2 separate regions of the Homo sapiens genome follow, and region 2 is linked to region 1. The links are chromatin loops, found by intact Hi-C in ENCODE. Cell type or tissue: PC-3. All regions are shown on one strand. Links, peaks and the distances in the headings refer to the core of each region. The heading gives the core; the rest is flanking DNA. Region 1 has its middle 23 kb from the start of TEX41. Region 2 overlaps LINC01412 (long intergenic non-protein coding RNA 1412).

What was found. A loop is a pair of places that touch in the nucleus more often than their neighbours do. Peaks named below come from ENCODE experiments on the same cell type or tissue, not always from the same donor. Only the 100,000 strongest peaks of a DNase experiment are listed, where the experiment ranks them.
Region 2: it touches region 1 in a loop (2.0-fold over the local background); 2 of 110 quality-filtered maps call a loop at or near these places.

The regions. Positions count from the first base shown.
Region 1 is chr2:144,641,910-144,647,296 of GRCh38, forward strand. No RefSeq gene overlaps it. Among named protein-coding and RNA genes, the nearest start is that of TEX41, 23 kb to the right of the region's middle. In PC-3, for the core only: no CTCF peak of the experiment used is centred there; a DNase peak (open chromatin) is centred at 2,192.
Region 2 is chr2:144,551,309-144,556,695 of GRCh38, forward strand. The region is part of intron 1 of LINC01412 (long intergenic non-protein coding RNA 1412); the gene reads left to right. Among named protein-coding and RNA genes, the nearest start is that of LINC02993, 30 kb to the left of the region's middle. In PC-3, for the core only: no CTCF peak of the experiment used is centred there; DNase peaks (open chromatin) are centred at 2,213 and 3,693; H3K27ac peaks cover 1,434 bases.

The DNA of each region.
Region 1 (5,387 bases), core at 107-5,106:
GAGGCCCAAAGAAGAAATGTCAGACTTGTGTCTCCCCTCTCTTTCAGGGAAATACAATCATTAAGGGGACTCATCTGCAATACTATCATTACTATTATTATTTAGTTAACATGTTAAATCAACAGAGCATGAGAATCTAATAATAGCTAACATCAACTGAAAACTTACTGTGTATAGTCAGTGTACCAGGGACATTACATTCATGGCTTTATTCAAATTTTAATCCCTACACTAATCCTGTGAGGGAGGTATTTTTATCCCCATTTTGCTGATGGGAAGCCTGACTCGTCTAAGCTCACAGACCTGGTAAGCTGGAGAATTGCTTTCCCAGTTCCAAATGACTCCACCGTGGGCACTGCCTTTCACTAAGCACATGGTCTTCCTGGCTTGCAATCTCAGGACCAGCCAAGCAGATCCTTCCTGTTAGTTAACTCTCAGGGTTCCTTAACCCTGTGGACTGCCCATTCTTCATCATCACAGCTTTCTCCTTAATCTCTGTCTCATACTTTCCCTCCTTCCTTTACTAAGGCTCCCTGAGGCTTACTTTCCTTCCTAAGACCCTGCTGGATCTCATCAGTATCTGTGGATCAGCTAGGGAATTTGCATAACTGTAAATAGGAAACTAATTCCTACCTCAGAAGCCATTTAGGACCATGTGACCTGTTTTAATGTAAACACAATAAATACATCTCTGTCAAAGTAAAAATTAGCTCTTTACCATTCAAAGTTGTCAGAGCAACTATTTAAAGAGTTTTAATATTTGCAAGTACTACCTAAAAGGCTCAATAAACATACTGCTTAGCTCAGGTCAGATATAATTTGACATTTTTATTAACATATACCCTTTAAAGGTTATTTACCACTTTTTTTGGGTTGTTTTCAATCCTCCTAAATGACTCTGGATAGTGCCCTATTTCTGTAGATGGCTAATGGGCATTTGCTCCTGTGCCTGCTTGGATAATGCAAATCTGAATTTTAGGGTTTTATCGATGGGATTTTCCCCACTCTTTGACTCTGGCCTGCTTTTGAATGTTAATTCTCTCTTTCTGGAAAATGTCTTGAGCCTTATGAGCAACCATTGTCTTCCAAGTCTCTCTCTTGGTGGAAAAGAACAGCCTGTGATATTACTTAATTCACTTCTTTCAAGATTACAGTATAAGACTCAAGGGAGTCAATGATGAAGAGCAAAATCAGAGCTTGGCCGGCAGTCTGGAGTGACTTCTGCATCTTCACTGGCTCCCTGGAAGAAGGCAGTAATGACAATTATATATGGGTGTCCATCTAATGAGATTTGGATTGGAAATTAATTCTTTTTTTTTCTTTTTTTGAGACAGGGTTTTGCTTTGTCACCCCAGCTGGAGTGCAGTGGCACGATCATAGCTCACTGCAGCCTTGAACTCCTGGGTTCAAGTGATCCTCCTGCCTCAGCCTCCTGAGTAGCTAGGACTACAGGCATGAGCCACCATGCCCAGCTAATTTTTTCATTTTTTGTAGAGAGACAGGGTTTCATTATGTTGCCTAGGTCTCGAACTCCTAGCCTCAAGTGATCTCCCTGCCTTGGCCTCTTAAAGCGCTGGGATTACAGGCGTAAACTATCATTCCCTACCCTGGAAATCGATTCTGAGACACTGTGTTAAATCAGATAGGCTAACTAATGTTGTACTAACAAAAAACATGAACATCTCCATGGTTAACCGAAACAGTATATTTTTAGTCATGCAAAGCTTCTGCTGGCCCAGGAATCTCTCCAGGGGTTCTCTGTGTGGGGATCCAGCATTCCAGTTGCTTCCGTCTCATGGCACTTTTCTCTCAGCATGGGGCTTCAGGGTTTGTCTGAGCAGAGCAGGAGCGCATTGAGGATTACATATTGGCTCTTAAGTACTTCCTCACGAAAGTGCCCCAATCCACTGGTCAGACTTAGTCATAGTCTCACCCAACTATGAAGGGGTCTAGGAAATATAGTTTTCTGTGTGTGTAGGAGGGGTTGGAAAACCAAGGTGGGCATTAGTAATGTCTATTACAGACACCTTTGGAAAGTGTTCCTTCCAGCCGTATGTTATTGGACATTCAGATGCCTGGGGTGCATGGTGTATGACTGGAGGTGGAGGAGTATGTAGGGAGAAATGTGAGGCATTTGTTCCATCTTGAAGACAATAACTAATGTCTTTATCTACAAGCCTAGATGATAAACTTCTAAAATGTTTCTTGTATGCCACCTTGGCACAGAGACAACTAAAGGAAAACAGACTAATCTTATAGGCCTGAGTAAATAAATACACTTTTACGAGATATTTTATAAGGTAGCCAAGGACTTTATATTAAGGGCTTAGTTAGATCTGGATACTACTACTAGGTACAAAATAGACAAGTGAAGATTTATATATATTGAAATTCTGCTTCATCCAAGGTTTGTTTTAGGAATTAAAAATTAAAATGGAGTTCAGGCAGCAATGATGAATCAGAAAGGGAATGTAGAAAGCTTGGACACATATGTGATGGATAAACTGTAAATCTGTGAGCCTTCTCTAAGAGACAGGAATGGAATCGTTCATTTAACAGTTTGTTATCCTAGGAGCAAGTTTGGTATCAGTTTCTCATTATGGGAATGGCGATCAGGCCCTACTGGCTTACAAACATCATATATGTGTGTATACAGTCTCACCTCTAAATTTTCAAGGTAGTAGAAAGTAATCTAATTATGTGGATAATTAAAAACAACCAAAGTGCAAGTTTAAAACTTGTACTTTTATGACTGCAAAGCAGGCTATCAAAATGACAGGGTGTCTGGATGGGATCGTAGCACGCACCCAGATTAAATGGGTGCATTAGTTGATTGTTTCTGGTATGAAGATAAGCAGAGAAAAGTATAATAATGCTGGCATTTAAGTGGACCTAATTAGGCTTCAAGTTTAACACTCCATTAAGATGAATGGGAAAGGGTCACCCCCATTCAAGCTGTGGCACTGTCTTAGTGTGTCTGGATATTGCCTCTGAAGACAACAGTCTGTCAGCGCACATTCTCACAGTCACCCCTGTAAAGCAGACTGGAAATTTAATTCTTTTAAAATTAAATCTCAGGTTCTGGAGGCCACAGTAAAATCCATGGGGAGATCTTAAATCCTCAAGTTCTGCAGCTGTATTAGTCAGAAACAACAACAATAATAAGAATAATACATTCCCACGTCCACAGGAACTTTCAAGTACAGACTTCAGTGTTTTTTGAATATGATCTGGTGAAACTAACAAACGCCAGTTTACCACTGAAGGTCCTTGTTCATAGAGGGTGAATGACTTGACTACAGTTACAGAGCATGTCACTGGGAAAGCCAGAAATAACATGGAGGGACTATTCAGTTTTTGTTGCAGTAGTCTGTCATCCCTCAGGGAAAGAGAGTAAAGAATAATGATCTCATCTACTAAACAGAGTGCACATGCATTTGAAAGAAAATCCAAGAATCAAAGGCAGCATGATATAGTAGACATGTTTGCAGAGAGATGACTGGGTAAATCCTGCCATCCTGCCATATGGAAATGTAGCTCAGTAGTGTGTGAGTGGGAAAAGAGTTTAGTTGTGGCAATGGCCAAGGTGCATGGATGTGGCCTTAAAGTTATGTGACTCTGGAACCACATTGACAGTCATCACCCAAAGAGCCACAGGGTCATCCTATGCCTTTTAGGATGAGATTCAGAAACTAGATGTCTGGAGATTGCATAAGGAGACATGTGGTGACTGCATATTGAGAAACCACAAACGGCTTGAAATGAGTGTTTGGATGATGGTTGTCATGATTTTCTGACTCTTTGGAAGGTAATATGGCTACATCTCCAATTGCAGTCTTGGGACTAGTAACTTCTCCAGTTGCCTATTTTTAAAATTAATAAGGTGAAATATGGTATGCTTATCAAAATCCTAGGTTTTGTGACTGTGTTATTCGGCAAGATTGCATAAAGAAAGTTTTGGTGTACAACTGGTGCCGACATAGACTCATTACGATGTCTTGTCCAACTCCTTCCTAAATAGCTCTACTTGTAAAATTATTACAACTTTTAGAACTCCTTGAGTGAGTCCAATTTTGATAAGATAATGCCAGTATTTTTCTTTATTAAAAATAGACCATGTATGAAATCACTGATCTTAGGATTTTGGAGTTAGATGGAAGAAAATGTAGTTCTTGGAGCCAACTTCCTACTAAGTGCTGGGATTCTTATTACAGATCCCTAACTCATGATATACCATAGCTTTTGGAGCATTTCTGATAATGGAGAGTTGAGAATGGGATATTCTTTCTCAGTATGGGTCATATTGGGTTGTTGGTTCTTTTCATTCTGTCTTGTAATATTCTATACCAATTGATATTAAATCTTGATTCTGAGCATGGAATGTCTATTCCTTCTGCTATTTGATAGCCTTTAGATATCTTAAGCAAGTGGTAATGCTAATCCCTTTGTTTTCTCTTTTTCATTCATTATAGGGCATACAGAAGTTTTCAGAAACTTCACTGCTTCAAAGGCTTCCCTCAGGCTTTAAAATTACATGAGAATTCAATTTAGCTTTACAAATGTCCTGTGTCATATCATTTTTATTTACTTATTCCCATTAATTGAGAACAAATAAGTTAGTATTTGGAATGTGTTCTTTTTCACCGTATATTTCACCTTTTAAATTATTTTTGTCTTAGGAAAAACTCAAATTAATTTGGGTTTATTCCAATTAATTTTAATATTTATTTATAGCTTGCTTTATTCTAGAATCAGTCATTGAATGCTACTTTCAATAATACACGGACAAGATAAAAAATATGGAAATGGCAAAGGGAAAAAAGAGGAAGAAAAGATTAAGCTGGGTAAAGTTCATTACATAAAATACATTTATGAGGTTATTACATAGTTATTTGTGGTAAGTCTCAAATTCAATTTGAACTTGCTAGCAGCCAACTCAAAGAGAGAAACAAGATCAGTTACATGTCTAATAGCATCTGAAACATTTTTAAAACCCAATTAATTGGAAGAAATTCAATAATTTTTAATCCTGAGTCCTGAGAGTATTTTTTTCCATAAGTTCTCATAGTGAGGACGCTGTATGACAAAATAAAGAATATCTTCAGTAATATTCTCTATTTAAAATTTTTTATTATTACTGGCTGGGTGTGGTGGCTCATGCCTGTTATCCCAGCACTTTGGGAGGCCAAGGCAGGCAGATCACTTGAGGTCAGTAGTTTAAGACCAGCTTGGCCAACATGGTGAAACCCCGTCTCTACTAAAAATATGAAAAAAAAAAATTAGTGGGTGGTGGTGGAAGCCTGTAATCCCAGCTACTCTGGGGGCTGAGGCACAAATCCCTTCAACCCGAGAGGCAGAGGTTGCAGTGAGCCGAGACAGTGTCACTG
Region 2 (5,387 bases), core at 219-5,218, 90 kb before region 1:
AAAATGCACAACCAGGTGCATTGTCTAAAGTTTTGCCCACTGGGAGAATTTCCCTTCACCACTGTTTTTCAGGGATGTTTTAGAGAGGGCTTGTGGTGCTGTAGTTGTCCACTTTTGTGTGGTGCCTGAATCTCATACAGAACCACCTGTAAACCAGCCCTGAGTCTTCTATTTTCTGGTAAACTGGTTTGTAGAGAATTCCCTGTGAGGTCACAGGTGCATGCTGGAAGAGAGAAGGTAGAATAGCAGCAGTGGGGGCCATGGACATTCGGGCCATTTCATGTTACTTACTTATGCTTCCAGGGCCTGCTCAGGCCTCATGATGTTGTGTGCCACTTCTATGTGATGATGGAGTGTTGTGGTGCATTCCCAACTTTATGGCTTGATGGCTCAGCTGAAACCCAGTTCGTGATGGGTAGCTCAGGTCTTCTGGTAACTTGATGGCCCAAGGTCTAGCATTCAGTTTCCTTTAAGGCCAAGGGCTCTCTCTCTCAAAGGAGAGTAGTTATCTGCAGATGATGGCAGGGCCTTGCTCCAAAATCCTAAAAGCTTGATCCTTGATTCCCCTATGGGGGTTTGCCAAAGGCTCAAACAGCATCTCTATCTGCCACTGACATTTTAAGTACCATTAGATCTTCCAGATCACATAGTCCAAGTGTCAGAGGAGCTTGAATGGCAGCCTAAATCTCTTGCAGAGCCTTCTCTTATTCTGGGTCTCACTCAACACTACCAGCTTTTCGGGTTACTCAGTAAATGGGCTAGAGTAATAACATACCCAAATGAGAAATCTATTGCCTCCAAAATCCAAATAGGCCCAATAAATGTTGTGCCTTTTTCTCGGTTGTAGTAGGGGCCAGATGCAACAACTTATTCTTTACCTTAGAAGGGATATCTTGGCATGCTCCCTACCACTGGATGCCTAGATATTTCATTAAGGGAGAATGTCCCTGATTTTTAATTGGATTTATTTCCCACCTTCTGAGATGCGAATGTCTTACCAGTAAGTAGTCGTTACTTTTCCCTCACTAGGTCCAGTCAGTGTAATACCATCAATATAGTGGATCAGTGTGCTATCTTGTAGAAGGGAAAGGCAATCAAGATCCCTGTAAACTAAATTCTGATATAGGGCTGGAGAGTTGATATACCAGAATAACATTTACTTAGCATTTGCTATATGCTGAACACTGTGCTAGTTCATGGGACATACAGTTAAATAAAAATGTAATCAGTACTAAGGAACTTGTACTATAGCTGGGAGAGTTCAGACTCTCTTGTGTAGTTCAGGGAAATACTCAAGGCAAATATGCTTGGTGCTCTGGAATTTGTATCAAGTAAGTGTCATCCATTACCTTAAAGGAAGGGTGGCGAGGCAGGAGGATCACTTGAGCCCAGCAGTTTGAGACCAGCCTGGGCAACGCTGGGAGATCTTGTCTCTATAAAAAATTAGCCTGACATGGTGTCATGTGCCTGTGGTCCCAGCTACTTGGGAGGCTGAGGTAGGACAATTGCTAGACCAGGTATTTGAGCCTTCAGTGAGCTATGATTGTGCCAGTGCACACATTCTAGCATGGGTGACAGAGTATAACTCTGAAAAAAAAAAAAGAAAGAAAAGAAAGAAGGAAAAAAAGAAAAAAGAAAAAAGAAAGAAAGGAAGAAAGAGAGAGAGAAAGAAAGAAAGGGAAAAGAAAGGAAGGAAGGAAGGAAAGTAAAGGAAGGAAGGAAGAAAGAAAGAAAAGTAGCCATATAGTTTATCATCCAAATTGGAAGACTTTTGAGCTGGAACAGAGGCATTATTAATTGCTTCAGGTAAAGAGACTCAAATCAAGACTGTCCCAGGCAAACTTGGACCCAAGGTCTTTCTATTCTGAGGTCCACTTCAATAGTAGTTTTGAATACAGGTGGTGAGAAAGGAGAATAACATGTCACCAACTTTTCAATTTTTTGATGAATTATTATGTTTTACCTATCAAAATATGTATTGCCTGAAAATTAGGAATAACATAAAGTCAAAATAAAGGAATATTAATCACAGGAGCAAGATGTTTGTATGTTTAATAAGTAGATGATTTGCCATACGTTATGTGAATGTGCGTCCATGAGTGTTCTTATGAAGAATGTTCTGTTCTGAGTCCCTGTTTGAGGAGCATGATTAAGTGAAATTTGACCTGACGTCTTATACAAAGCATAGAGAAAGCTCCCCATGTCTTTCTTTCCTTGGATGGTTTTATTTTGACTCATCATGTTTTGCTTCTTGGAAAGTGTTTGTTATTCTTACTAAGTGACTTAAGGGTTTTTAGACATCACTCATATTTGGACCAATGAGGCAAAAGCATGTGAAGGATTTACAGCTTGCATGCAAGTTTCATGTGCTGGAGGTACAGTATGTATAGACCCTACCTTTGGAAAGAGACTATTTTCTGCTGGTGAAACAGGCCTGAGGCTTTTTGGTCATTGCAGTGAGAGTGTTAGTGACTAAATACAGATGCATTTTAGTGCACTGTAATGTGATTTTAAAAATTGTTCTAACAATCAATTTACTGTTGTCATCACATCTCCTCTGATTTTCAAGTGCAAATGTAACACCATTGTTCTTATTAACAATTACAAAAAAGTTTTACCCCTTAAGTTTCCATTATAAGGGATGCATTCCTGAAGTCATGGTTACATTAAAATTCTTACTACAAATGAAGCCAGCTAAAAATGTTTACCAACTTGAATTGAGCTCATCATGTTTTGTTTGCTGAATAGTGTTTTGTGATTTTACCAACATAAGAATGAGTCTCCAAACTATTTTTAAAAGTAGAGCTTTTACTCTAAAGAAGTGCTTGCCTCATTTTCTTCGTGCTACTCCAAACAAGATGTTGTTTATTACTTTGAAACACTATATGTAAACCCCAGGAATATGTTAAATATGATTGAAGTCTTGGCTGTCTTTAACAAATTGAAGTTTCCAGAAATTTAGCTGTGTTTAAAAACCAAAGCCATGTTTTCAGGAAAGATTTCTATTTCCAAATATGTGGTTGCCCAAACCTTTTATGTTTTCATGTCAAATTCAGCTGCCAAATAACACACACTGTACCTTAGCTATAATAAAAAAAAAACACAAACCAACACATAGACTTCAGATTTTAAAAAGCACTGCAAGAACAACTATGATCATATTTCTTGAACTTATGCTATTCATATGCATATAAGCATGTTTTAGAGTAAGTTCTGTGAGGCATCGGTCACTTCCACTGGTACAAATTGACATGCACAGCACAAGATTGGCACTATGCAACAGCCGATCTGGGAAAATACAGGAATTCCTAGCCAGACCAAAATATGAGGTCAAGGAAGTTGCTTTTATAATAATAGTGGTTATCTGTTTAATGTGTGATCTGGCAGTGATATGATGTTGACCATAGGCAATTATGCATATTTCTAAACTGGTTGTATGCAAGCCTGGAGTAAGAGAAATCCCCCAGTTTGTGATAAAAGGCTATTTATTGCCCTTTTATTTCCTTCAAATGCTTTACTTAATCATTTATAAAAGACAAATTAGTAGTGAATACCAATTTCATTTTGTGTTTTATTCTGTATTCATTCCTACACGTTTGGGATATCTATTAATATGAGCTCTTAATAGTTTTGGCACAAGTTCAATGTCAACGAATGAATGATGTACACATTTTATAGTCTTCTTAAGGGATAATAATGTGGTTCAGTGACAGTGTGTCTTGATTTCTTTGGGGGCAGGGCACTCTGATATGAGTCATAAGGGATAAAGACTATTAGTTATTTTTCCCTCAGCTAGCGCAGTGATGCAAAATTTTTCTTCCATTATAGAACATTTTCTTAGAATATCAGGTTTAGTGTATAGATTAATGCTTAAGAAACTGGCTGATCACATGGGACTATCTTTTGCTTTATCCTTTCAATGTGACTGAAAATTTATATTCCATATTTTCATATCAATGACAATGTGATGACACGGCAAAGGAGTTATACTGGCTTGTTGCACACATCAAATGTAATATTCTTTTCTTTGCAGAAAAAATATGTTTATTTTGAACAAGAGAAAAGAACTTGAGCATTTCAAGTATCAGGAAAGCTATCTGGGAGAGAATAGTGACTGGCTGCTATTTACCTACTCTGAGGGCAGAACAAAAAGCAATGGGATTGGGTTGTAGTAAAATAGGCTTAAATTAGTCTTGCAGAAGCACATAAATAAAACACTACAATGGGTCACAATAGTTGCCCTTTTTGTTCCCAGGGACTGGGTCTACTGTACTCACCAGGATTCAACAATGGTCCCTGGCACAGACAGGTGCTCAACCAATATTAAATGCATAAAGTGAGAGACTGGATTAGGGAGATGCTTATAGAGGCAAAGCATGAGATCCCAATGTAAGGTATAGATTTTAAGGATTAATGGTGCCATTGCTTTAGAAATTCAGTGTCATCCACAAGGAAATTAGAATTGTAAATATTGAAAAATCTCCATGGAATTTTAAATTATATGCATATGCCGTAATTACTCCCACAATTTTCCAAATTTTCCAGACATTTCACCATTAAAGTGGTACAGTAGAAAGGATGGGAGTCTATAGCATTGGAAGTGGTGGACTAGGAGAGTTCTGGCCCCAGCATAATTCACTACTGGTGGGGATCCAGGGCTACTAGCTGCAGTAGTTGCCTTTGAGAAGCCTCTAAAGACTGAATATGAGATGTTAAGAGCTATGCATTGTATCTATTCTGAAGACTATTTCCTCTGAGTGCTTTGTGTGTGTGTGTGTGTGTGTCTGTGTGTGTGTGTGTGTGTGTGTGTGTATGTGTGAATGAAAGGGAATGTGGTCAGTTACATATTATTCCTCTAATGTCCAACTGGACCTCGAAAGGACTTTATTTAAAAGATGTAAAAAAAAAAATTCCAAACAAGCAGCCAAATGTAGCTACCAGGCATTGAGGAGTTTGGAGGGCTTAGAGAAAGTATCACTTCCATCCGCATGTGGCCCACTTGACAGAAGACTAGCCAGCACCAGATTTCAACCAGAGAAGACAAGGCAGTATTTCACAGTGCCCACCGCTGGGTTGGGTTTTTGGTGGCTCAGTCTCCAGAGACTTTTGGACCAGGTCTCTGGTGAAAATGATATGTGGGGCTGATGTGGGTGGGGCCATGTCATCATTAAGAAGAAAAGCACTCCAGAGTTTATAGGTTTCATGGACTTAGGAAAATATTTAAGACCTGATTATAATTATATTGGTTGCAAATGACAAAAACTACAAAACTCAGATTAACAAATATAAACAAATGCAATGTTGTGTCAGCTTCATTCATTGTCAAAAAGATTGCTCATAAAAATTGTCATTACATTTGAAAACAGTTCAAATGTGCATGTTGATTG